6 separate regions of the Mus musculus genome follow, and regions 1, 2, 3, 4 and 5 are each linked to region 6. A link is a loop called in an ENCODE intact Hi-C map of the cell type or tissue named here. Cell type or tissue: left cerebral cortex. All regions are shown on one strand. Region 1 overlaps Plxnc1 (plexin C1). Region 2 overlaps Plxnc1 (plexin C1). Region 3 overlaps Cep83 (centrosomal protein 83). Region 4 holds the start of Cep83 (centrosomal protein 83). Region 5 overlaps Ndufa12 (NADH:ubiquinone oxidoreductase subunit A12). Region 6 holds the start of Plxnc1 (plexin C1).

The links. Peaks named below come from ENCODE experiments on the same cell type or tissue, not always from the same donor. Only the 100,000 strongest peaks of a DNase experiment are listed, where the experiment ranks them.
Region 1: it touches region 6 in a loop (2.3-fold over the local background); 4 of 42 quality-filtered maps call a loop at or near these places.
Region 2: it touches region 6 in a loop (2.6-fold over the local background); 12 of 42 quality-filtered maps call a loop at or near these places.
Region 3: it touches region 6 in a loop (3.0-fold over the local background); 13 of 42 quality-filtered maps call a loop at or near these places.
Region 4: it touches region 6 in a loop (8-fold over the local background); 14 of 42 quality-filtered maps call a loop at or near these places.
Region 5: it touches region 6 in a loop (4-fold over the local background); 3 of 42 quality-filtered maps call a loop at or near these places.

Annotation. Positions count from the first base shown.
Region 1 is chr10:94,807,229-94,811,228 of GRCm38, reverse strand. It overlaps Plxnc1 (plexin C1), which reads left to right. Exons shown (of 31, transcript NM_018797.3): 23 at 461-564. Among named protein-coding and RNA genes, the nearest start is that of Cep83, 120 kb to the right of the region's middle. In left cerebral cortex, CTCF peaks have their summits at 1,817 and 3,687; no DNase peak of the experiment used is centred here.
Region 2 is chr10:94,827,562-94,831,561 of GRCm38, reverse strand. It overlaps Plxnc1 (plexin C1), which reads left to right. Exons shown (of 31, transcript NM_018797.3): 20 at 21-219. Among named protein-coding and RNA genes, the nearest start is that of Plxnc1, 120 kb to the left of the region's middle. In left cerebral cortex, no CTCF peak of the experiment used is centred here; DNase peaks (open chromatin) are centred at 1,943, 3,534 and 3,744; H3K27ac peaks cover 1,400 bases.
Region 3 is chr10:94,708,627-94,712,626 of GRCm38, reverse strand. The region is part of intron 1 of Cep83 (centrosomal protein 83); the gene reads right to left. Among named protein-coding and RNA genes, the nearest start is that of Cep83, 22 kb to the right of the region's middle. In left cerebral cortex, a CTCF peak has its summit at 2,122 (motif pointing left); a DNase peak (open chromatin) is centred at 2,676.
Region 4 is chr10:94,686,124-94,690,123 of GRCm38, reverse strand. Cep83 (centrosomal protein 83) reads right to left here and starts at 1,334. Exons shown (of 16, transcript NM_029852.2): 1 at 1,078-1,334. Cep83os (centrosomal protein 83, opposite strand) reads left to right here and starts at 1,511. Exons shown (of 3, transcript NR_015524.1): 1 at 1,511-1,891. In left cerebral cortex, no CTCF peak of the experiment used is centred here; DNase peaks (open chromatin) are centred at 1,784, 2,193, 2,647, 3,070 and 2 more places; H3K4me3 peaks cover 2,594 bases; H3K27ac peaks cover 2,140 bases.
Region 5 is chr10:94,209,225-94,213,224 of GRCm38, reverse strand. The region is part of intron 3 of Ndufa12 (NADH:ubiquinone oxidoreductase subunit A12); the gene reads right to left. Among named protein-coding and RNA genes, the nearest start is that of Ndufa12, 12 kb to the right of the region's middle. In left cerebral cortex, a CTCF peak has its summit at 2,341; DNase peaks (open chromatin) are centred at 1,814, 2,333 and 3,332.
Region 6 is chr10:94,942,593-94,946,592 of GRCm38, reverse strand. Plxnc1 (plexin C1) reads left to right here and starts at 1,748. Exons shown (of 31, transcript NM_018797.3): 1 at 1,748-3,076. The coding sequence starts at 2,015. In left cerebral cortex, a CTCF peak has its summit at 2,356 (motif pointing right); DNase peaks (open chromatin) are centred at 2,327, 2,738, 2,978, 3,725 and 2 more places; H3K4me3 peaks cover 3,264 bases; H3K27ac peaks cover 2,330 bases.

The sequences.
Region 1 (4,000 bases), 140 kb after region 6:
CTCATCTGTGGTTCCCTTGTGACTATCATGACCATCGTGTTCTAGCTGGGTTGGTGTGTTCATAAACAGTAATTCTCAGGAGCCATGGAGAAGAGTGTTCACATTGTGCTCTGTGAATGAGCATGCACATGGACTGGTAATACTGGAGGGATTTTTTTTAAAGGTTTTAATCCTTCAGATGATGGGTGATTCTGTCTTCAGGGACTCCACTTCCAGATTTGATTTGGTGTCATGTTTCAGGAACAGTAGTCTGAAATGGTTGGCTGCAGACACAAGCCCAAAGCTTTTGGTCCATCTGGCTATCTCCATGCCTTCCAACAAAGCTTTACCACTTCATTCATGCTATTAACATTATTATTAAACATTATTAATAATACTTGTAAGAGCGACTAGGTAGCACTATATATTTTTTTTTAACTGTGATTTTAGAAGGGACCCAAATGCCTCTCCCCTTTCTCAGAGCTTCAGGTGGGAACACGGCAGAAAGAACTCCTGGACATTGACAGTTCCTCTGTGATTCTTGAAGATGGAATAACCAAGCTAAACACCATTGGCCACTATGAGGTAAGATCAAGACAGCCTTACCCACTCCTCCTTTACCCACAGTCCTTCCTGCACTGGGTAACTCAAGTACTAGAAAAGCCCTTTACAAACAAAACAAAGACTCGCTATTTCTGAGTGGTTCGCAGGCTGCCTATTTCTAAGAGAGATGCTTTCCTCTTCTGCTCATTCAGATGAGCCCTGGCATTACTGTCTCTCGTGGCGTCCCTATCACATGCCCCCCTCCTCATAAGACATAGAGTATCATGCCATCTGAGTCTCTATCTTGCCATTTAGATCAGAGACTTTGCCTTGGCAAGGCTGCCTGGTCTTATGCAGTGTGTTCTTAGGAAAACTGGGTGAATTATCATACATGCATGCCCCTCCCCGGCATGTCAAATTTATCAGTGCTGAGCAGAGTAGAACCCTCAGCCTCCCCTCTCTCCACTGTGCTGACCTTGTGACCTCTTGTGCAGAGAACTTGTTCTCAGGAAGTTCGAAATGTCCTGTTGGTTTGCACTATTCAGTGATGTCCCTTTCAGCCCCTTGACCCCCTTCAACCTCTTGACCCACACGCTGGGTGAGCGATGGAGTCAGTGAAGTGTGCTCATGATGTCTCAAGAGAAACAAGTGCCAGAGGCCTGTATGTGACAAGACAGGAACCAGGGCAAGTTCCTGAAAACAGAGCCTGGGATTCATTCAGCAGCATTGGCCCAGATCTTTGAGTGTCTGTTACGTGCTAAGAACTGGGACAGTAGGGAGAAGAAGGGAAGGTGACACCTCATGATACAATAGTGCTGCAGACTGGAGACCCATAGGGGGTTTTATGGAAGCCATAGCTGAGCTGAGTCTGGTGCTGGGCTATGTCTATCTAGCAGGGGAACAGAGAGCAGGCATGTTGGACAGAATGGCTCTCAGACTGGTCAGAACCTGAGGAGGAACTGTGCTAGCCTGAGACCATGCTGGGTGGCATGTTGACTCAGTTCTTCTGGTCTTTGGTTAGTACCATCCTGCAGCAGTCCTGTGAGAGACCAGCCATTGTTTAACCTACTGTATAGATGGGCTGAGACCAGGGGTCTGTCTTTTAACCCGCCACTTGGGCTTCTTCTTAGTTTATATCTCAAGGACAGTATGGGGCATCAGAGGGCCTAAATTTGTTCTCTCAGAAAGTGGCTGTGATGGACAGGAAATAGGGAGACCCATTGGAAACTGTGGGAAACCTTCCCGTGAGGAACAGCATTGTCTAGAAGAGAAGAGTGTCCCTAGTGGTCACAGGGGGCTCAGAAAGTGGCACTGTAGTCCTTCTAGATGAAGTGTGTGTATGGGGGTCAAGGGTGGCACTCAGAAGGGGGAGTTGCTCTCTCTCTCTCTCTCTCTGAGAGGAGAAGTCAGAGGAAGAGTAGCTACATCAATGTCCAAAGCACCAGGGTTGACATAGGGCTTTGCCGGGCTCCACCTTCATCTTGTTTGCACTCGAGACAAGTTCCTAAGCAGGTGCCTGGAGAGTTAGGAGCCGGAAGCATCCCATCTTGCATTTTGTCTTGCCTGTGAGGCCTTGCGACTACTTCTGGAGACTTGACAGAGAGACTTATGACCCTGTCCCACGTAAGTCCCCTACAGTTTAAGTTTCCTGACCCAGAATGACCTGGTCAAACCCAGCATCCTTAGCTTGGGGGTGGGGTGTGTGAAAATTCCCAGTTTTCTCAGGATGGGTTCCTGGGCAGCAATAGTCCCAAGGGATGTAAGTGGATGGAAGGTCTGAGAGGGGTCTTAGTACACCACTGTGCATTCAGGGCTTTAGGCCATCTCCTCTCCATGGGTCTGGGTGGCAAGGTAGTCTGGTTGTCCAAAGGCGTCCTGGTATTGCTGTTCCTTTTTGGTGCTCTTGGCTGGAGTATTAGCCTTGCTCCAATGAGCCTCCCCTGCCTTATTGCCACACTTCACCTTCACCCCAACTGTATGGCGCTGGGTGGGACCCTGAAGAGGGGGTGGGGTGGTGGCCACTTAATGCTTAATAGGGATAGGTAGGACAGGTCATTCCCACAGAGAAAACAGAAGCACACAGCAGTCTGCAGGGCACAGGCAGCCTGTCAGGAGAGATGAAGCATCACTCTTCCTGGAGACATCTCTCGTACTAGACACCTATCTGCTTAAGGATGATAATGAAATTAATCCAGCCTGTAGTCACTTCCCGTCCTGATGATTTATTGGCCTCATAACCCAGTGTTGCTGCCTGGTGGTAATAAATGACAAGACCAGGACATGAGAGCTTAACGGATTCTGCTTATGTTTAAAAAGATAAGCTGCAAGGCAAATAAGTGCAGAGCGCTTGAAGGAATCCAGGGAGGTTAGCCGGCCACGCTCCCTAAAGCTGGACCAGTCCAAAGTTTGCCTGCCTCAGTTCCCAAGGACTGAGCTGAAGAAAGAAAGCTTCCACCCCACCTTTGGCTGCCTGAGTCTGCACTTGATTTTAATAGCACCTCTACAGACTTGAAATTTGGGATAAATTGAGGGGGCTGGGCTGATGTTTGCTTTTGCCCTTTCGTTAAAGAAAACCATTTTCAAGTACTTGCGTTTCCCTCCTAAGAGACGAGATGGTAATTATCACTCTTATTCATTTACCAAAGCACCCTAGTTTGAGTCACTGTATGTGCTTGAAAGGAAAAAAAAAAACTATATTTCATTTAAAAATAGGGTCTAATTCAGAGTTCTAAGTGATTCAGACTTACCTCCCCCCAATTAGTCCAAATTAGTTAGGCTTTAATCGTCAGTGACGGCCAGTCCCTCCTTCTGTCTAAACAGAGTCTCCTGCTGAAGTGTAAGGCCCAGCTTCCTGTACCGCATTTTGTGAGGGCAACAATGTGGTGTGGCAACTCCTTACTTGACCTTTGCTCTGAGAATACTAAGGGGGCGGGTCAAAGAGTACAGAATATAGGGTCGGGTACCGTCCCCAGCCAGAGCTCCAAGCTGCTACTGCTCTGTCAACCTACTGCATGGTTTCCAATCCAACTCTTAGCGTTTCAACAGCTGCCTTCTATGGCAGCAGCTGTGGCCGTCAGCACCCAGCCTTGTCCACAGTCCCGGGCTCTACTGATGCTCACCCTCACCTGATGCTTTTAGGCCAGAAGTATCGTTCCTCTTCATTCCCATGAGGTGCCTGCAGAGGACAGCAAAGCTTTGCTCCAGTGTTGTTCCATCTTGTGCAAGAACGGGGTTGTGAGCAAACGTCTTTATAAACACATGCAGCCAGCAGCTGCATCTTTCTCTCTATAATGAAACCCTCCCAAACTCCCCTATCTGGCTCTGGCTCCGGGTGTTTGCTATGAAGGGTATCCTATTAGTAGCATTAGGGTAGACTGAGGAGGCATGCTTGCAGGCTAGGCTTTCTTTCTCCTTCCTTCAGCACCCCCTGTGACCTTTTGCTGGGCTACACTGTCACACCCTGCCATTGGGTGGCATG
Region 2 (4,000 bases), 120 kb after region 6:
CAGGCTCTATTTTTAAACAGGTGTCTCTTCGCCTCCTTCCTAACCATTGCTCTGCAAACCAAACTGGTCTACCTGACCAGCATCCTGGAGGTGCTGACCAGGGACCTGATGGAGCAGTGCAGTAATATGCAACCAAAGCTGATGCTGAGGCGCACGGAGTCTGTGGTGGAGAAGCTCCTGACGAACTGGATGTCTGTCTGTCTCTCCGGTTTCCTCCGGGTAAGTGTCACAGGGCTCTGCAGTGTCAGAGGTAAGACAATAGGCAATTATTTTTAGCCCACACTGGTGTCTTTGTGGAGCTAAGTCCAGAATGCTCTGTGCAGTCAGCGTTTAATTGAACTTGATCGTGGGTCTTCCAGATTGAATGGAAAATAACAATTGTGCGGGTCTTGTTTGTTTATTTTCTTTGTTTGTTGCTGCTGTTAGTAGTCCCTAGGGTACATATAATTCACGTAGGGCTCTCTTGGGTAAGATTCTTATATGCGAGCTCATCTTCTTATCTTAGTTAACACCCTTGATTCTGCTAGCCTATGTAGGAAAACGTCCCGAGACCTGAGACTGTTTAAAACGCTGATGAGCACAAACTGTTCTTGAGTCCTTTAAAACATGTTGGAAATACTCATTACTCACTGGCACACTGGCAGCTAATGACGGTCCCTTCTTCCCAGGTGTTCAGCAGTAAAGCAAATCCCCAAAGAGCCTTCTGTCCTCCGAGTTCACTTTCTTGAAGTGACTATGGCATATGGTTGAATTTCATTGAACCTTCAAATCTTTCAGAGTCCAAACTTTCTATGAGCATTGGAGCCCAGGGCTGGGTCTGGAGTTAAGACGGCTCCATCGCTTCTTGGCATGTTACCTGTGGAGTTAACAAAAGATGAATATCATTGGGCTGTTTTGAAGCCCAGATGAGCAGGAGTACACCATTTGCTCGGCACTGAGTAAGAACCCCATAAATATTGGCCATTATTATAAAATATTAAAATGAAAATCAGGGTGTTTCTGTTGAACATGGTCTTTGTTCATCGCTCTGAGGCCCTGGGATGGAGGGAGGTTCTTATCCATCTTTAACTTCACCAGCCGTCCAGATTCCAGCAAAACGGCATAATTGTGTATTTGCAGCTTGCTTCAAAATCTAATTAAACCCTGAATAAGATACACTGCTATGCCACAGGTTTTAACAGGGCTGCTTAAGCTGAGATCCACAAGCAGCACTTTAAATTAGACTGTGCCTAGTTTAATGTTTAATGCAATCTTAAGAGTAGATACGCAACATTTAAAAAAAATTTTTTTAACTGACTTTTCCCACTCCCAAGGCAATGGCCGTTTATTAAGATTAATGAAATCTGCCTCCTTTTCTGTTTACTTGGTATATATCATCTGCTCTGGGGATGTGTCAAGTGGTTATTTCTGGAGAGAGCTGCCTTTGGGCCTCCCTGAGGCTGGGTGGGTGGCCACTGCTGAACACAGGTGCTAGACCCTCTCCCAGGTTCCCAGGTCTTAATCCTCAGCTGACCCTAAGCCAAAAGCCCTAGAATGGCATCCACCAGTCTCTTCTCTAAAAACTCTGTGGCTAATGTGTACAATGCTCAGAGGAAACAGAAAGCAAACACGCACCCTGAGGTTTTGTTTAAAACCAGTAAGCTTGCTTGCTATCTGCGTCCATTCCCCAGCGCCCCAACCCACCCAGCTGCCTGAGTCCCCCGGGTTAGCGTGTTCACTGTGGACACTGTATCATTTTGTTGCTTGTGTGTTTCTGGCTTGGTGTCCATTCACTGGTAAGTCTACTGGTTTGAAATTCACTCCCAGCTCTTCCCTACCAGGAACTCGCAGGAGCTGCTTTTAGGCATGAAAGGGGAGAAGTGTTCAGAAAAATCTGGGCTCCAAGCCCAAGCGGCCCCCTTGAGCAAAGCATTCTGGGTCAAGATTTCTTCTCTGTGCTGATTCAAGAGTGTGTGGAACACTCGGTGGTGAGGGGGGAGAGCGGCACGGTGCCCAAGAGGAAGTGGCAGCCAGCCAGTCCTGGGCGGGACTTTCACTTTCAGTGGAAGAATCCCTCCAGTTATCAAGGGGCTTGGGGGGCCTCCTCTTGCCCTGCTCATTGATGCTAAGCAGGTAGCAACCTTCAGGTGAGCTCCCTTCCCAGACTCCAAGGCCTGGTAGGGACAGATATGACAGTTGACATCTATTAAGCACTGCTGTTGGCTATACATCAGACATCAGGCCAAGAGCTTGGATTATCTTTTCTCATTTAACCCTTAATGGTCTGCAGAGGTAAGTACATTTATGGCTGTTTTGCCTATGGGGGCTCAAGACAGACAGAATAGATGTGATTCTGTAGGTCCGAGGGTAGCGAGGATGGTGCCAGCCTCTGAATGAGCTGATAGTCAGCTCTGGTCTGTCATCTAAAGAGAGAAGACATGTCCCCCAACAGATGAGACATACAATTCCTTGTGTTAGTTGACGACAAAGAAATCTTGTGGCCTGGTGGTTTCCTAGGCTAGTCAGTGTCTCTAGAAAGGTTTTTCAACCTGCCTCTGCTACCGAAATCTAGGTTGAGTAGGTATCTATGTGGCACAGGGTAGGGGACAGGCACCTAAGTTCTTAGGGAGATCCTTAAAAGATGCTGGAGGTGACTCGATAGGGCTAGAACTGAGGGCCCGAGGGGCAGTGTGAAGCCATATGTCACCAGCTCCATTTGGGGAATGCTGGAAAATCCTAACTAGAGAGCCCTTGAGCCAGTGGCTGTTCCTCTGCCCAGCCCTGGGGGTCCTGGCTGGCCTCTGCGTCAACCAATGTGGCCAACCCAGTCCCCACACAAGGGCCCTTGGTGTGTCTCTGCCATGTGTAAGAAAGGCAGAAGTGAGGTTCTTAGGTTTGTGGTCAGGCCCTTTCCCAAGGGGGTGGACGGAAAGCAGATCTCGGTGAGATAATGAACCATGAAATAAAGGAAGTTTCGTATGAGAACGAAATGTCAGGTACTGGTCCCCCTTGCCCCACCTTGGAAACTTCTGAACATCCCCCTCTCTGTCCCGCATCAGGAAGAGGCTACTCGCTACTGTCCCGCATCAGGAAGAGGCTACTCGCTACTTGGGGAGTTGTCAGCAGAGGGGAGAGAAGCAAAGAGAGGCAGGGAGGAAGTGGACCAGGAGAGGTAGAGGGTGGCAGGAGACCAAGGGAGGGACCTGTGCTTGGAGGAAGTACAAAGGCAGAGACAGGGGTGAGCGGAGAGGTTAGGGGAGGCCCCAAAGGGTTGTCGGTAACCCTCCTGTTCACAGGAAATCAGACAGAGAGCCAGAGGGATGCTCCTTTCGAAGCTGAATTAGTTAGCTCTGCAGATGAACTTGGTAACATGGGGGCTCCAATTGGAGCCATGTAACTACTGTTTCATCTTTACTAAGGCACTCTGGCTTGGGAGGAGCCCTCCCCTTTCCCCCACCAGGCCTAGTGTCCATGGATCCTGGAAACCTCATTGTTTAGGGGGAACCGAAACTGCCCCAGGGCTGCATGCCTCAGCCGATGGCAGGAAGCAGAACACAGCCTATACCTGAACTACCCAATGTCCCTTTGAACATAGTGGCTTCAAATCTGGGCCATCAAAACCCCCTCCCCCAATTCAGTGGGACGTGTTCACAGGAGAGGGCTGGAGACAGGGACCCTGGGACCAGCCTTAGAGGTTCAGGGAAGGGAATACTGCCCATCTGACCTGTGAACCGTGCAAGAGGTGTCTGAATGATAAGGGCCAAGGGCTGGCACATGGGCAGGACAACAGCTGAAGTGGAGGCCACCTCCATCGCTAAAAGCAGTTGAACACTGACAGGCCACCCTCCACAGCAAATGTTTAAAACATTCTTGCATGAGTCCCTGTTGCCAAGACTAAGTGTGAAGCACTTTTTTTTTTCTTAATGTCGCTTATTTTTGGTTTGCAATTAAACGGGCACGTAAACAAGGTTATAACTCTACCTCCGTGAACTGCTCTTAGGCACCAGCCTACTGATGAGCA
Region 3 (4,000 bases), 230 kb after region 6:
GTAGCTGTGCCATTTCTAGTCAACCAACAGCATATGAGAGCAAGTTCTACTTCCTTACATTTTTGCCAACAGTTGGGGCTACAAATCTAATTTTAGCCATTTTAGGGAGTATAAAGTATTATTCCATTGTAGTTTTAATCTGAAGTTCCCTTAAGTACTTTTTTTTACATATTTAATAGCCTATCATAAATCTTTTAAATCATGAAAGGATCTTTGTTTTAAGAACAAAGTAAAAATAAATGGTAAAATGAGCACTAGCTAAGTATATTTTAGGATGTAAAAGCCCAAATTTAATTCAGTCCATTAATGACTTACATAAGCATGTATTTCCCATTCATTTGCAAATACTAACTTCATTTCCATGAAAGCCTTTCTCACCACTCTCTGTATGATCTGGTGCATTCACTGTAAAAGCAGTAAAGTACATCAGTGATCCCAGCATGCAGGCGGCTGAGGCAGAGCATCACCATCCCCATGAATCCAGGCTGGGAAGCAGCCTAAGCAATGCTGAGACTCTCTCAAAACGAGAAACTACAAAAGTTCACTGATGGATTACTTCTTCAATGAAGTCCTAACTCTACCAAATATATTTAATTTTCTCAATACTAGATTATTAATAAATATAACATGTCGTTTCACTTCTTCCATGGCAAGACTACATAGTCTCAACACCTACAACAAGCAGAAGCCTGTATGAAGATGGTAAAACCATGAAGTAAACAAATAGTACACCCACTCATTCAATGTCAATTTAGTCTCAACTCATTTTTCTCATCTGTATTCTGAAACTGTGGCTTCCAGACTATTAGTGAACTGAATGCTAGTTCCCCAAAAGTTATCTAATGTCTGGACACTATGAACATGTAATTAAATATACACACAGGATAAACTAACCCTTGTTAGTTTATAGATTATATAGGTAGATCTTAAGTATAATCATGTTCATTCATTCATTCATTCATGGCAAGGTTTCTCTTGTAGACCAGGGGGCCATAAACTCAGAGATCTGCCTGCTTCTGCATCCCTAGTGTTGGGATTACAGGTGTGCACCACCAACATCTGGCTAATCATGTACCTTTAAGAGAAGGAACAAGGGAGTTTCAGGCTGCAGATGAAACAAAGTTAGTCATATAACAAGGAATGTCTGGAGCCATAAAAGCTGAAAGAGGCAAAGAAAAGATTCTCGCCTAGGGTTCTGGCAACAATTTCATTTCGTAGGTCTGGTCTCTAAAACCAAAAAGGAGTAACATCTGGAGTATTTTTAATAGAATAATTTGCATAACAAGTACAAGTTGTTACCACTCTAGTTGACTTCATGAACCTGGGAGAGTAAAGCCTACTAAAGTCTCATGCAATAGCCATTTTTAGTCAAGGCATCTAACAATTTATATTCTGAGGGTTAGACAAAGTCATTAGCAGCAAAGTTCACGTCAGTGTATACAAGCTGTATACAGTCACATGGGCCAGGTCACATGAGTTTAGGCTGTACACGATCACAAGAACAACTCATGTTGGAAGCATCATTCTGAATCCTGGAGAAGATGGTGGGTAACCCCACTCCTCCTTATCACACCTGGGAGGAGCCCATGTTATCGAGGAACAGAGGTTACAAGACTTTTTTCTTGTTTACTTGGAGTTTTCCCACAAGCTTTCAGAATCTCCTCACACAGCTTTATTCATGAACTGTGTTCTAACACAGATCACTAAAACACCAACTTTCTATTCTTTTTTTTTTTTTTTTTTTTTGGTTTTTCGAGACAGGGTTTCTCTATATAGCCCTGGCTGTTATTCTCAAAACCTGTACTATAATTTTAAATTGATTAGTCATATAGCTTTAATTTCAACCAGTGACTCAGATACCTGTCCATTTATTAGACACTCAAAACAGACACACGTGCATGCATAGGAATCTATAATAAAAAGTTTACCAACTAAATATATCCATAATGCAAATTTTTAAAGTACATAATTCAGAAGTTGGAGAGAGGGTCCAGCAGTTAAGATAACACACTGCAAGTTGTTTTTACAAAAGACCCAGATTCAGCTTCCAGCACTCACATGATGGCTAACAATCATTTCCAACTCCAGCTCCAGGAAACCCAATGCCCTCTTCTGGCCTCTGCAGGCACCACACTGTATACATGCAGGCAACATTCGTACACATAAAATTTTTTAAAAGATCCTTTTAAAATAAGCATATAATTTAAGCCATAACAAGAAAAAAATAAGGCATCTTAGTAATTTAGTGTCTACAGAATGTCTCTGAAAGGCAATTAGTTCTACGAACACCAACTTTTAACCAAACATTTCCTTGTCCCTTCTTTACAACTCTAACAACGATATAAGTGCACACACGCACCCTTATGACCACTTTTGACTGACCCCATATCTACAGACCTACATATTACATCTTCTCCTACACAGGCATTCAACTTTTTAAAGCAATGAATAGTACAATGTCTGCCCAAAAGTGTGGCAATTCAAGACATTCAAAAAGCACAGCTGCTGATGCTTATGGAAAGCTTCCAAATACATTTCATTAAAAAGCACATGCTCTATGCCTTTGAGCATTTCAAAACAATACTTTAAATATTTCATTCCCCCAAAGTGAATGCTGTTTTTGTTGTTTTTCAAAATATTAAAAAGTCTAGTGATAACACTCATCAGGCATTTGCTTCACTTACAAACAGAAATTCGAAATTTACTCCAAACCCAAAGACAACTCTGCACTAGGCACTCTACAGGCAGTTGGCTAGCCATCCCATGATTTGTAAAGAGAATAAATGTCACATTTTGACACTTTGCCAGAACCTGAAGTGCAGCTGGGAGCAGACCCTTCAGAGCCCTGGCAACATGCCAAGCTCAATAATTATGATTTAGAGAAAAACAGGGGAAGTCAGGGAAAGAGGAAAGGAAGAAGATATGTATTTGAGTGGTTAGCAATCAACCACCAAACACTGAATTACATTATTATTTTCTTACAATCATACTTTCTACTGCATGACGACTTAACTGGTAAATTTCTGGTAAGATACTGTAACCAGCCAACTTCAAAAGCTTATTTGTAGTAAATTATAAATCTATCATTGTGATTCAAAATGCAAAGATGACTCTTAACAAAATCATACTTCAAATTCATTTCAAAGTTTTTCAGTATATAGGCTCTGTGACGTATAACATGGGAAATTATGAGCCAGCAGCACTTTTGATGTGTGTATTACAGTCTGTTCTGTTCGCACCACAGGGCTAATACACAAAATGTTACTCAATGATCTAATGTATCCTGAAATACATTCTTTAAGTAAATCCTAATGTAATTTTTTCTCAGCTATACAACATAGTTTGAAAACTTTAAAATGAAAAATTTATATTTGTACGGAAATTGACATAAACATCTTTTAGAATTGTCAAAAACTATTTTTAAAAATGTATAGCCATAAATGAGGTAAAAGTCAACTTCAATAGAAAGGTGAACCAGAACAAAGAAACTGTTTACTTTTTTAAAAAAAACCACAGTAATCAAGCAGTACTTAATTAATGACTAAGCACATGTACTGACTAGTCTACGTATAATAAGAGTTTGAGGGATACATCTACCTTCAGCCAGGAAGAGCTGGCCCACAGCCACAGACTACAGATTAATTTTTAGTGCCTATTTTATGCCAGACATTTTGTTGAGTAAGATAAAAATAAAAGAACACCTAATCCTCAAAGAAATGATAGTGGTCAGTGAAACAAACATGTTAGCTACAGTTTAGATGTCAAATGTCCCCAAAAAGCAATTGTGTTAAAGGACCTTCCAGGGCAGAAGTACTGAGAGGTACAAAGTCCTTAGCTCAGTCCCATGCCACATGGCTGGAACACAAAGGCTGCCTACTGTTCCTTCACATTCTTATGGAAGTCCTTAGGTCATCAGAGGCATGCTGCTAAGGAGGGTTATACACTTCCAGGTCCTTCTCTCCTTGGCTTCTTAGACACAACATTTACTATATCACCCACT
Region 4 (4,000 bases), 260 kb after region 6:
TTAAAAACTTGTACTGTTTCACAATCTCTCAAATGTATGTAACTCTAAATTGCTATAATCTTTTTATTTAAGAATATTATTAAATACAGATTGCATACTTTATCTCATTAGAAAAGAAATACTCAAAGAGAAATACCCAGCATACTCCGGAATATGTAACAACCAAAAAGAACTCAAATCCATTTACAACTCTCCATAGTCTTGTGTGACAACAAAAACAATCAAAGTGTTCTAATAATTCTAGATAAAATTTATTTGAAATCTGACTACAAAAGGCAACAAATGTAGCCACCTATAAACTAAAAGCATAAATCTGAAGAGCTCCAACTCGCTCCAAACTCAGATTAACAGGCCACATTTACTTATGTTCTAGTTGAATATTAGACTTGTTTACGGTGATGTTGCTTGGTAACAGAAGCACGGCTTTAACAACCTACTCGGTACTTTAAATCTCAGTTTAGTACTTTATACTAACAGCCTGAACATATTATGAATTCACTACATATTTAAAAAAAAATCATCAGAACAAATTTAGCCTGATCCTCAACATGTTCGAGAAGAAAGTGGTCTGATAATTAGAAGGTAAGCAAAGACTTAAAGACACTTAAATGCCCTCTAGGGCATTTTTAAAAAGCCAAGAGTCTTTTTATCATAGTCAGAAACTGGACTAAGAACTTGCCAAAGTACCAAGCCCAAAATACACTTCCCACAGTTCAGACCTTACCTCAGCAACATCCGCAAACCTCACTGCTATGACTACCTTTAAGGACAAGGAAAATGATGACAGCGTGGCTTTTCCCCCACCAATTAACCTAGAGGTGCTTTACACTAACCCCATGACTCCGCTGGCTACCGTGCCGCAGTGCACCAAAGAGCCCCGAAAGGAGTTTCACGTGCTTTAAAAAAGAAAAAGAAAAGAAAAACCTTGCATCCAGAACTCATCTCAGGGCCTGCCTTCCTAACACCGGCTAACACTGCTTCACCAGGAAACAAAACCCGGGTCCAAGGGCGGGCGCGGAGTGCCGCAGGCTTCCAAGCAGACGCCCAGCACGCCTAAAAAGAAGAGAGGTGACTTACCAAACTCACACACGGTCCCCGCTGCTCGCCCCAGCACAGCAGCCGCGCTCGCCACCGGGAGCCCCCGGCACAGCTCCAACCACCGCCACCCACTCCGCTCTGCTCTCCCAGGCATTGGGGCCGAGGGCTCGGGACGGTCCCACCGGCTGGGGTGTGGGGCCCGGAGCGGTCCAAGCGGCCGCTGCCGCCGCGGGGCTGGAGGCGAACCGAGGAGCCGGACGGTCCGCGAGGGCACCCACGCCTCGGGAAAGGTTGAGGTAGCCCGGGAAACTCGGAGGGCTGAGAGGGCGGCGGCTGCAAGGCCGGCTCCTCCTCCGCGGCCCGCCCTCCTCGGCCGACACGCCGCCCCCTCAGCCCGCCGTCCGCCACTCCCGAGCGGACCGCGCGCGTCCCGAGCCCCGGCGAGGCGCGAGGCAGGAAGTCCCGCCTCCCCGTCCTACGTCATCAGCACCGCGCGCCGCCCAAGGTCCGAGCCGTTGGTGAGAGGAGCGGGCTGACGGTTACGCGGGTAGCTGTTGCCGCTGTGGGGGAAAAAAAAAAGTGAGGATGCCACTCTGGGACGTCCCTGTGGGCCGCACCGAAGCCCGCGAGCCCGGGGAACGGCAGATGTCACCTCACGCCCGACTCCCGGTGGGCTGAGGGACTCTGTGCCCTTGTCACACTTCCTTCTCGGAGGGCTTGGACGGTGCTCTTCGCCGCCACCTCTGTTCCCGCCCGCCTTGTCATCGTGCCTGCTGGGCGGATTTTCCGGGCTCTGGCACCCAGTCAGCCTGTGAGTGCGGAGTCGCCCCCAGCTTGCCACCAGGGAAGTCAGGTCAGGACCTCCTTCCTGCCCCAGGCCCATCCTGTAGGCCCGCCTGCTCTTAGGGGTAATATAACAGGGTGGGCTCCTGGTCTCCAGGCTGCAAACTAAATTGACACTTGGTGACAGCTTTGATAATATTTGTGACCTAAAAGCTAAGGTAAATTAGGCTTTTCGCGTTTCAGGGTGGGCGATGGGAGAAACATGCATCCCGTCTATACCCATGCTTGCTGAGTGCCTCCATACTGTGGCCTTGGATCGCCACAGTGCATTATGAAGCACAGCTTATCTTCACCTCTCATGAACATGCAGGAGATGACTAGATCCGGGCTCTGGGTAGAGTGGTAACTGAGCTGTCACCATTTTTTCTAGAAATGAGGGTGCATACTATTATGGGTAGGTTATATAAAGGAGGTATGTGGGAGACACATTCACGATCAGAATAGAGAAAGCAGAAGTCCTGTGTGTGTGAGAGACATTGACAGTAACAATTTGCTGAACAGTCCTATATCAAGTGCCGCAGCATTTTTATAGATTATCTTAATCCCTAGTTCTGTAAATTCAATTAGGCGTTACGGATTCCCCAGATCCTGAAATCAAATCAAATCATTTGTAACCAGTGGAAATATCCGTTAAAAAAATAAAATAAATTAAATAAAATAGAATCACTGGAAAGTGAGGAGAAGACTGGAGAGATGACTAACAACTGAAGAAAAACTTTATTTCTCAGAGAAGAGTAAATGCTAGATGAACATTTAAACCGTTAAAAATAGGAGAAAATCCGCAGTGGTGAGATGTCTCAGTGTTTAGAAGTGCTTGCTGCTTTCCCAAAGGACCCATATTAAGGTCCCTGAAGCCAGGTCCTGCTGCTCAAATTGGCCTGTAACTACAGCTCTCAGGATCTGATGCCTTTGGCCTCTGAGAACATCTGCACCAACTCACATAAAGACACAGATTAGTATAAATAGCAATATTTTTAAATAGAAAATCAAGGTGTATATATTAATAACCATTTGTCTTAGTGAGGGTTTCTATTCCTGGACAAAACATCACGACCAAGAAGCAAGTTGGGGAGGAAAGGGTTTAGTCAGCTTACACTTCCACCCTGCTGTTCATCACCAATGAAGCCAGGACTGGAACTCAAGCAGGTCAGGAAGCAGGAGCTGATGCAGAGGCCATGGAGGGATGTTCCTTACTGGCTTGCTCAGCCTGCTCTCTGATAGAACCAAGAGTACCAGCCCAGAAATGGCACCACCCACAAGGGGACCTACCCCTTGATCACTAATTGAGAAAATGCCTTACAGCTGGATCTCTGTGGAGGCACTTCCCCAACTGAAGCTCCTTTCTCTGTGATAACTCCAGCTGTGTCAAGTTGACACAAAACTAGCCAGTACACCTTGTGATTAGAAAGGCCTTATCCAAGTATGAAATAAACTACAATAACAAAAGTTGTAATGCATCCTCAAAAATTGAAAAAAGAACCATAGAAAAATATATTCATAACATTTGCAAAGGAAAAATATTCCCAACATACAGCTCTTAGAAAAATCACTTATAAATTTCAACACCTAAATAATAAAAATTGACAGAGAGGTGGCACGTGTTTGTAATCCCAGCACTCTAGTCACTGGGATAGGAGTTTGAGGTCATCTTGGGCATATAAGTAAGACTTTGACAAAAAGAGAAAATTGTCCAAATATGACATTCTCCAAGAAAAATACCCAATTAACAAATGAAAAGGTATCCACCTTCCAAACAGATCTTTTGCTGACCAGTATTAACAGGACTGTGGAAATACAATTCCTTTGTGACCACTAGTGTGAGGGCGATAATTGTACACCTGACTTAATATAAGCATTGTCCTCTGTCGCACTTAAAGGAAAAAAAAAAAGGATTCCTAAGGATATTGTTGACTCTCATGTTTCTATTACATACTCATGATGTATAATAGCACTAGAACAGAAGACAATTATGGTGTGTGTATACAATAGAATACTCTTGACCCATTAAAACATTCGATTGCATATGTCCATGGAATCTGGGTCATATTTGTCCAAAAGAAAAAGCAAAATACAGATCACAGTGTACAGAATATGAATGCATATATGATGGCAAATATGA
Region 5 (4,000 bases), 730 kb after region 6:
AGGAGCCTTACGGACCAAGTGAGGAGATGGAACCTGTTTTCTCACTATGAAAAGAACACAGGCCCAGCATGCGATTGCAGAAAAAGAAAAGAGGGGACTGGGGTAGAGCTCCGTGAGTGCTTGTCTCTCACACACAAGCTCCCAGGTTTGATTCTGAAAATTCAATCAAAATAATGAGCAAAACCTCCAAATATAACACAAAAGCACAGTAGTGGAACAAGAGTGAAGCTGACTAATCCCCAGTGGGACAGTCCTGGACTGGCACACACAGGCCCTAAATCCAATCCTCAGCACAGGAAATAACCAAAACCCAAAACCAACCACTAATACCCCACTAGGCAGGCAGCGGCAGCTGTCAAGAATGTAACCAGACCATTTCGGCTGTTGTTACCTGTGGCTTGGATTTGAGTAGAAGTCTCTGGTAGCAGTTTGCCATGTTTAAAGAGAAGCAGCAGGGCTGCAGAGAAGGCTCAGCTGGTGAGGCCTTGCCAGAAAGCCTGAGGCCCAAGTGGGATCTTAAAATGCACATAAAGATGGAAGGAGAGAACCAACTTCACCAGTTTGTTCTCTGGTCCCATATAGTCCTTGTAACACTCACCCAGCCCCTACCTCACAGCACCCCACTGTATACAAATAATAATGAACCCAATTTTAAAAAGAGAGCAGGGGAGGGGGTACAAAACGGTGGGTGGACATGTTATCAATGACACAAGTATGAAAACAGAACAGTTAATGATGAGGGCGACACATTAATAATAGTTTAAAAGGAAGCAAGGCAGGAAAAAGTAGTTGGCAGATCTTAGATGAGTTGAAATGACCCTTAAGTTCTGGCTTGAGTAATAAGAACTGCCTATGTGATCCGAACAGTGACTTGACACACGATTCCCTGGGCATTTGAAGGATTGGGGAAAATTAAATATATTAAATTTATAGATGTAACCTAACTAAAATGCTTAAAATAATGTAATGAACTAAATTTGTAAATAGATATAACTGTTTAGGAGAATTTAATCCTTTCCATTAGAGTTTATCAAACATTCATCAAGGAACAAAAGAAAATGATTATTCTTTATTTTTATGCAGAAAGTATTCAATTTACTAATCTTGTTATTCTGCTTATGAGCTAAGCCTCGAGGCTTAAGAAGAACTACAGTTTAAGATTTACAGCTGCAATAAATGGGATGTTAATTTTAAATACAAATTGCCATTGTACAACAGCCCCCAGCTAGGGGAACACTGACTAACAGGCAGAATGTTGCTGAGACGCAGGAAGTGTCTGTGAATGGGGGAGGAAACCACAAATCACTTGCATATGTCACAAATACAAATGCTTATTATTTATAACCACAAATGTTCTTCTACAGAGGATGTGACAGTAAACTAACATCTCTTCTCTCCACTGGGATTCTTAGGGGACAGAGGTAGCAGCTACACAGGAGGCTGAAGCAGGAGGATCCCATGAACCTACCAGTTCAGATCCAAACTAGGCAACACAACATGATCTCATCTCTCAAAAAGAACATATTCCTTTTCTAAAAAAGCCGACCTATATCCGTGGACCAGGTGAGGGGAATCCTAAGGGTGTCCGTTCAAAAGCCAAGGAATTCAGAGTGTATTTCTGGTTGCACTGTGTGCCTCTGGATTACCAAGGTTTCTCTAACAGTCACACCTCACAATCAGGCTTTGCTTTGTTTTGTGTCTTTGTGGAGTTCCAGAATGAAGCCAGGGCTCTGTGCAGGGAACACGAATGCTCTACCCCGAGCCACCCACCACTATTTACATCTCCTTCTCCCAGCCCGCCCACCTGTCTGACTATCTTTATGTCTTCTATAATCCCCACCTCCCTGGTACAAGGCACTCTGCAGCCCAGGCTGGTGGTATTTAGTCCAGGCCAGCCTTTAACTCCTGATTCTTCTTCTTTTTCCACTTCCCTACTACTGAGCATACAGACATGGACCACCACACCCACTGCATCTTTTCTATGTCTGTGAACAGCCTCACTCAGTGCTTTGATCCAATGAAGCACTCTTGACTTTCCTCTGCCTACCCCACCTCCTCCACACAAACCTGTCTATGGCTTTGTTCTTTAACAACAATAAAAACAAAAAAACTAGAAGACAGGCCAACAGGAGGGAAGAAGGGTGGGTGAGAGCGGGAGGAAGGGAGGGAGGGAGGGAGAAAGGGAGGGAGGGAGAGAGAGAGAGAGAAGGGAAGGGAGAGAGAGCGAGAAAGAGAGAGAGAGATTGATTTCAGTATACAAGGAGACATGAGTGCTCTACACTGAGGAAAAAGACATGTTAGCTATAAGTGAACAGAAGGTGCCACCAAGTGGAGGCATGGCATATATGCTGCAGAGAAAAATCCAAGCAAGCCATTAAACTACAATTTTTAAGCAAGTCAGGGTTCCAACACGTCAAATCAAAAACAGTAAATCTACTTCTACTGATACAAGAGACAACAATGACTTTATCCTACTTGCATGAAATAACCCAGCAGTCCACTTCTCCACACTCAGTAATACTCCAACCCTGCCAAGTTTTACGTAGCTACTCATGATTCATTTGGTCTTTATGTCAGCAACTCTATGCTCAGGCTAAGAGCTAGGGAATGATGGGTAATTTAACGATAAAAGTGAGGAGAGATAAAAGTGGTATAAAATATGTAGCATTTACTTAAGTAATACTTTGAGATTATTCTATATAAGCATTTAAACTAATACAAATACTAAGACATTTTAATCTTAGTAAAGAATTGTAGAATTGTATGACTCTGCCAGGTTGTACTCATCAGGTGCTGTAAACTCCTGGAGGGCACGTGTGCTTCCCTTCTCACAGGGACACAGCGCCAGTGCCTGACGTGCAGTAGGCCTCAGATGAATAGCAGTTGAAAGTCTTTGAGCAGAGTACTGTGCGGGGTAACAGACAGTAACATTTTCCTTTCAAGGCCCATGCAGCCCAGTGTCCTTCCAAGACATCCGCCACACTGGCACACACATCCCTTCTGCAGGTCCACGGGTGGACCGAGTGGCCATAACGGCGACTGGCAGACTGAAAGGAACAAAGCAAAGACAGGATCCATAAAGTGAACTTGCCACCCCACAAGATTAGGGAAGAGTAAGGGAAACTGACAAGATGACTAAAGATCTCTGATTCTATCAAAATTTACTAATGCCTCGGAAGAAAACCTGTCCCCAGGTGACATTACTCAGCTGCTGAGCAAGCTGCAAGACTGTCACAGGCCTTAGTGGCAGCTGCTGACTCAGAGCGGAGGACAGAGCCACCACCTGCAGCTGGGCAGCCTCACAGGTTCCTCACTGCGAGCTCTGCAGTCGGTCATGCAGCTGACAGCTCACTCAGCCATCCAGGAGCTGGGCTCCCTTACTCCCCAGACGACACAGCACACACTCAAGGGAGATGAGTGTCGTATCCAGCAGGTGCAGGAGCTGGCCTGTGATTAAAAGCTTCTTGCTCCTCGACAGCCAACATCTCTACAGACATAGGCTCAGTGCCAGAACTCCCATTCCCACAGGGAACACACACTATTCCCAAGCACACCTGAAGAGCAGGCATTTATGATTCCCCCCCAAGTCATATGCAACTTACCAATCGGAACTCAATTCCTAACAGTCCAGACAGAATATTCTTACCTGGTCTCCAGAGCAGCAAGCAAGGTGTGGCACGGAAGGTCGTCTTCTTTTAAATTACACAGTACACTAGCTAAAATTAAAATCCCAGGGAATTCCTGTGTCTAGCATCAATTTCTATCCTGACTGCCGATGAGTGCTCTCAGCTGTCACTCTCCAGACCCAACTGTGTCTACAAAAGAGAACTCCTGACTACCAAGCCTTCTCTGTCTTTCCTACCTTGGTAACTCTACTTCCAGTAACCCAGATCAAAGACCTCAAAATAAAAGACACAACAACAACAAAATTTTAAAATGAGCAAATGATCAGAACAGAATTTTGTTGTTGTTGTTTGAGACAAAGTCTTGCAACATAGTA
Region 6 (4,000 bases):
AATGGAAGTCAAGGCCTGGCTGAGCTACACCCACCCCCTAATACTGTACTGTACATCTAGATTAGACTTTCAAGCTTCTTGCCCAGTTCCTTCTCCTCCCTTCTGCCTTTCGAAGCTCCCATCTCAGCAGCGGGAGGAACAGATCTAAGCAGTTCTGTGGAAGTGTAAAACCTGCAGCAGGTGACCTGTGAGGAAGCTCATTCAGAGCCCCCTTAAAAAACAATACAGATTCCTATCCAGAGCTTGGCTGACTTGGAGCTAAGAAGAGAAGATCACACAGCAACCAGTTGCAGTCCTAGGAAGATCTAGGAAGAATGCAGATCATTTCTTAAGGACCCATACGGGTCTTTAGCTCCCTCTCCATTCACCACAGAGTTGAAGGCACCAAGGCTTGCCTCTGGGAAGCCCACTTCTGAGAAAACATGAGCTTGCCTGCTCCCCAGAGCACAGTGATCTTTCTGTTCCAGAAATTCTCGGTGGCTTGCGAGGTGGGGGAAGGGGGGAGCACCCCAGCTGACAGTTGCTACCTGGATGAAGTGGTGGAGGGAGCCCCTCTAGAAACATAAGAGAGCTCCGGACTCTTGAGATGCGAGCCCTGGCTGCTGAGCCCAATGTACCTTTGCCTTTATTCTCTGGGGAGTGTAGTTTAGTGGCCACAGGTGGCACTGGACTAGCAAGAAACCTGTAAGAGGCTCCGGTGTGAGGTGTGGATTCGAATCTCTGCTGTGCTATTTGCTAACAGCTGTACCCGGGCAGGTTCCATAGCTTCTCCAAGACCTTTCTCAAAAGCCGAGTAGGGTTGATACAAGTCACTAATTAATACTGTTTGTCCCAAGCATCAAGTGAATCAAAATCTACATGGTGCATTTAGAACTATGCCCAGAACGGAGCAAGTTCTCAATAAATGTTAGCTTTTGTCACTAGGGTTAGATAGTGAGCAGAACTTTCTAAGTGCTATATCTGAGAGCCTGGGACTCCGTTGCCAAGGGAGACCAGGGAGCCTTTTCAAATATGAGAGCTCTGGCCCGAGGGATTGTCCACAACGAGAGTGTGGCGCCTTTCTCCTACCTCACTCTGACCGAGGGAAACCCACCCCCGGTCACAGGGGCGTCTTGGTCCCCCTCAGCCGCCTCCCGCTTGGCCCCAGCCCCCTGGCGCATCTCTCAGGCCCCCCTCCCGCCGCTCCACACCTGTCAGCCGCCCTGGCAGCCTCCCAGGGGCTCAAGCCCTGGGCCTCCGCCGCAACCCGTTCGACCCTGGGTCCTGGCTCCGCGAGCCTCGCGTTTGCCCGGGGCTGCTCTCGTAAACAAAACCCGGGCGTTGGAGCAGCCCCGCGGGCTGGGGAGCGCGGGAGCCAGCTCGGTGCGCGGTTCCGGCGCCGGGGGAACCCGGGGCGAGCAAGGGGCGATGGTGGCAGCCGCGGCGGCCGCGGCAGGCGGCTCAGCTTTGTTATGAATAGATGAAAGAGGCCACCTACACAGTAACCCAAATTACGAGACCTCCCTCCTCCCGATCTCACCGAATCAAGAAGGGAGGGGAGATGGGCGTGGAGGGAGGGCGGGCGAGAGGCGGAGGGCGGAGGAGGAAGAGGATGAGGAAGGGGCCAGTTGCATCCCACTTTCACAATGGGAAAGTGAAACGCACAAGCGCACCCAACCTCTCCAGCCCTCCCCGCCCGCCTCGCTCCCCTCCGCCCGTCCCCTCCCTTCCCCTCCGCGCCTCCCCGCGAGCGCCCGCGCCGCACAGAGGAACTCTCCGGCGAAGGCGGACGAGGAGGAAGCGTCTCCGGAGCGCGCAGGGCTTGCCGCCGCGGCACAGGCTGCCGGAGCGAGCCCGCCGCGCGCCGTCCTCCCTGCACTCCTTCCCGGCCGAGCCGCGGGGATGGGGCGGCCGCGGGAGCCCGAGCGCGCGCAGGAGCCGCCGCCGCCGCCACCGCCGCCCGCGTCTCCGTCGCCGCGCGCCTGAGCTGCCCGAGCTGCCGCGCGCCCTGCCCGGGGGCGGCCCCCCTAGCCCCATGGAGGTCTCCCGGAGGAAGACGCCGCCGCGCCCCCCGTACCCCGCCGCACCGTTGCCCCTGATCGCCTATCTGCTGGCGCTGGCAGCGCCCGCCCGGGGCGCGGACGAGCCGGTGTGGCGATCTGAGCAAGCCATCGGAGCCATCGCGGCGAGCCGGGCGGACGGCGTGTTCGTGGCGAGCGGCAGCTGCCTGGACCAGCTGGACTACAGCCTGAAGAACAGGCTCTCTCGCCTATACCGGGACCAAGCGGGCAACTGCACGGAGCCCGTCTCGTTGGCGCCCCCCGCGCGGCCCCGGCCCGGGAGCAGCTTCAGCAAGCTACTGCTGCCCTACCGCGAGGGGGCGACCGGCCTCGAGGGGCTGCTGCTCACCGGCTGGACCTTCGACCGGGGCGCCTGCGAGGTGCGGCCCCTGGGCAACCTGAACCGCAGCTCCCTGCGCAACGGCACCGAGGTGGTGTCATGTCACCCGCAGGGTTCGACGGCTGGTGTGGTGTACCGCGCGAGTGGCACCGACCTCTGGTACCTGGCGGTGGCCGCCACCTATGTGCTGCCGGAGCCGGAGACCGCGAACCGCTGCAACCCCGCAGCATCCGATCGCGACACGGCTATCGCGCTCAAGAACACGGAGGGGCGCAGTCTGGCCACGCAGGAGCTGGGCCGCCTGAAACTGCGCGGTAGTGCGGGCAGCCTGCACTTCGTGGACGCCTTTCTCTGGAACGGCAGTGTCTACTTCCCCTACTATCCCTACAACTACACGAGTGGCGCTGCCACCGGCTGGCCCAGCATGGCGCGCATCGCGCAGAGCACAGAGGTGCTGTTCCAGGGCCAGGCTGCCCTCGACTGCGACCACGGCCACCCTGAGGGCCGCCGCCTACTGCTTTCCTCCAGCCTGGTGGAGGCTGTGGACATCTGGGCCGGCGTGTTCAGCGCGGCCACTGGAGAGGGCCAGGAGAGGCGCTCCCCCGCCACCACGGCTCTCTGCCTCTTCAGGATGAGTGAGATCCAGGCGCACGCCAGGAGCTGCAGCTGGGACTTTCAAGCGACTGAGCACAACTGCGTAAGTCCAGCCCCCGGGGTTCAGATGGAGTCTTGGGTGACACTTACCAAGTCTCAGGTTCACTACACCACCGACTGGCCGAGATTGCAGGCTACTCTAAAGCACAGTCTGGGGTCCCCAAAGGGAGCGTGTAGAAAGGGTGACGGGGTAGCGGGGAGGATTGGAGGGAGGTTCAAAACTCTAGTGGCTGCCTCTCATCTTTTTAGTACAAATGCGGGCGCTTGTTTAGGACTGAGCTCCCCCCAACCCCCCGGGCCCGGGCTATCCTCTGTTCCTAACCGCTTCTCCAGACCAGAGTCTCAGTGGACATGTGGGCTTGACCCTTTGAGCTAACAGTTACTAATGCCCTTACAGAAAAAGCTATCGAACCTAAAAGACTCGCCGCCACACCCCGGCCTTTGTGCCCCCCCCCTCCACCCACCCCACCTTCCAATCTCTGGCTGCAACCTATGTGATGTGGTCTGTAGAGTTGTGGCCTGCTCCGCACTGGTAAATAAATGCTATGGTGCAAAAGCCGCTCGCAGACCGCCCAGCCTGAACCAGCGCGAGGGGGCGGGGCTGTGGCTAGCCAAGGGTGGCTGTGGTCTCAACCTGGTGGAGAGAACCCTAGGAGGCAGCTTATGGTGTACAAAGCCTCGCCCTGAAAAGGAGAACCGGGTGTGTGTGTGGGGGGGGGGGCGGTTTGGAAAGTGTTGGGGTGCTCCAGGCAGTTTCTGGGCTGCAGATTTCCAGACTAGATTGCGGGGCTCTCTGGCACCACCCTTGAGCTGTGCCTAAACCAGGCAAAAGACACAGGTCTTCCCCTCAGGGCTCACAGGGCAGCCACAGCTTGAAATCTCGAGATTGACAGTTCTTTGACCGGAAAATGAAGCGACAGTTCAAGAGGGTCTCGCTGATGGGGATTACGGAGGCTTTGTGTACTTC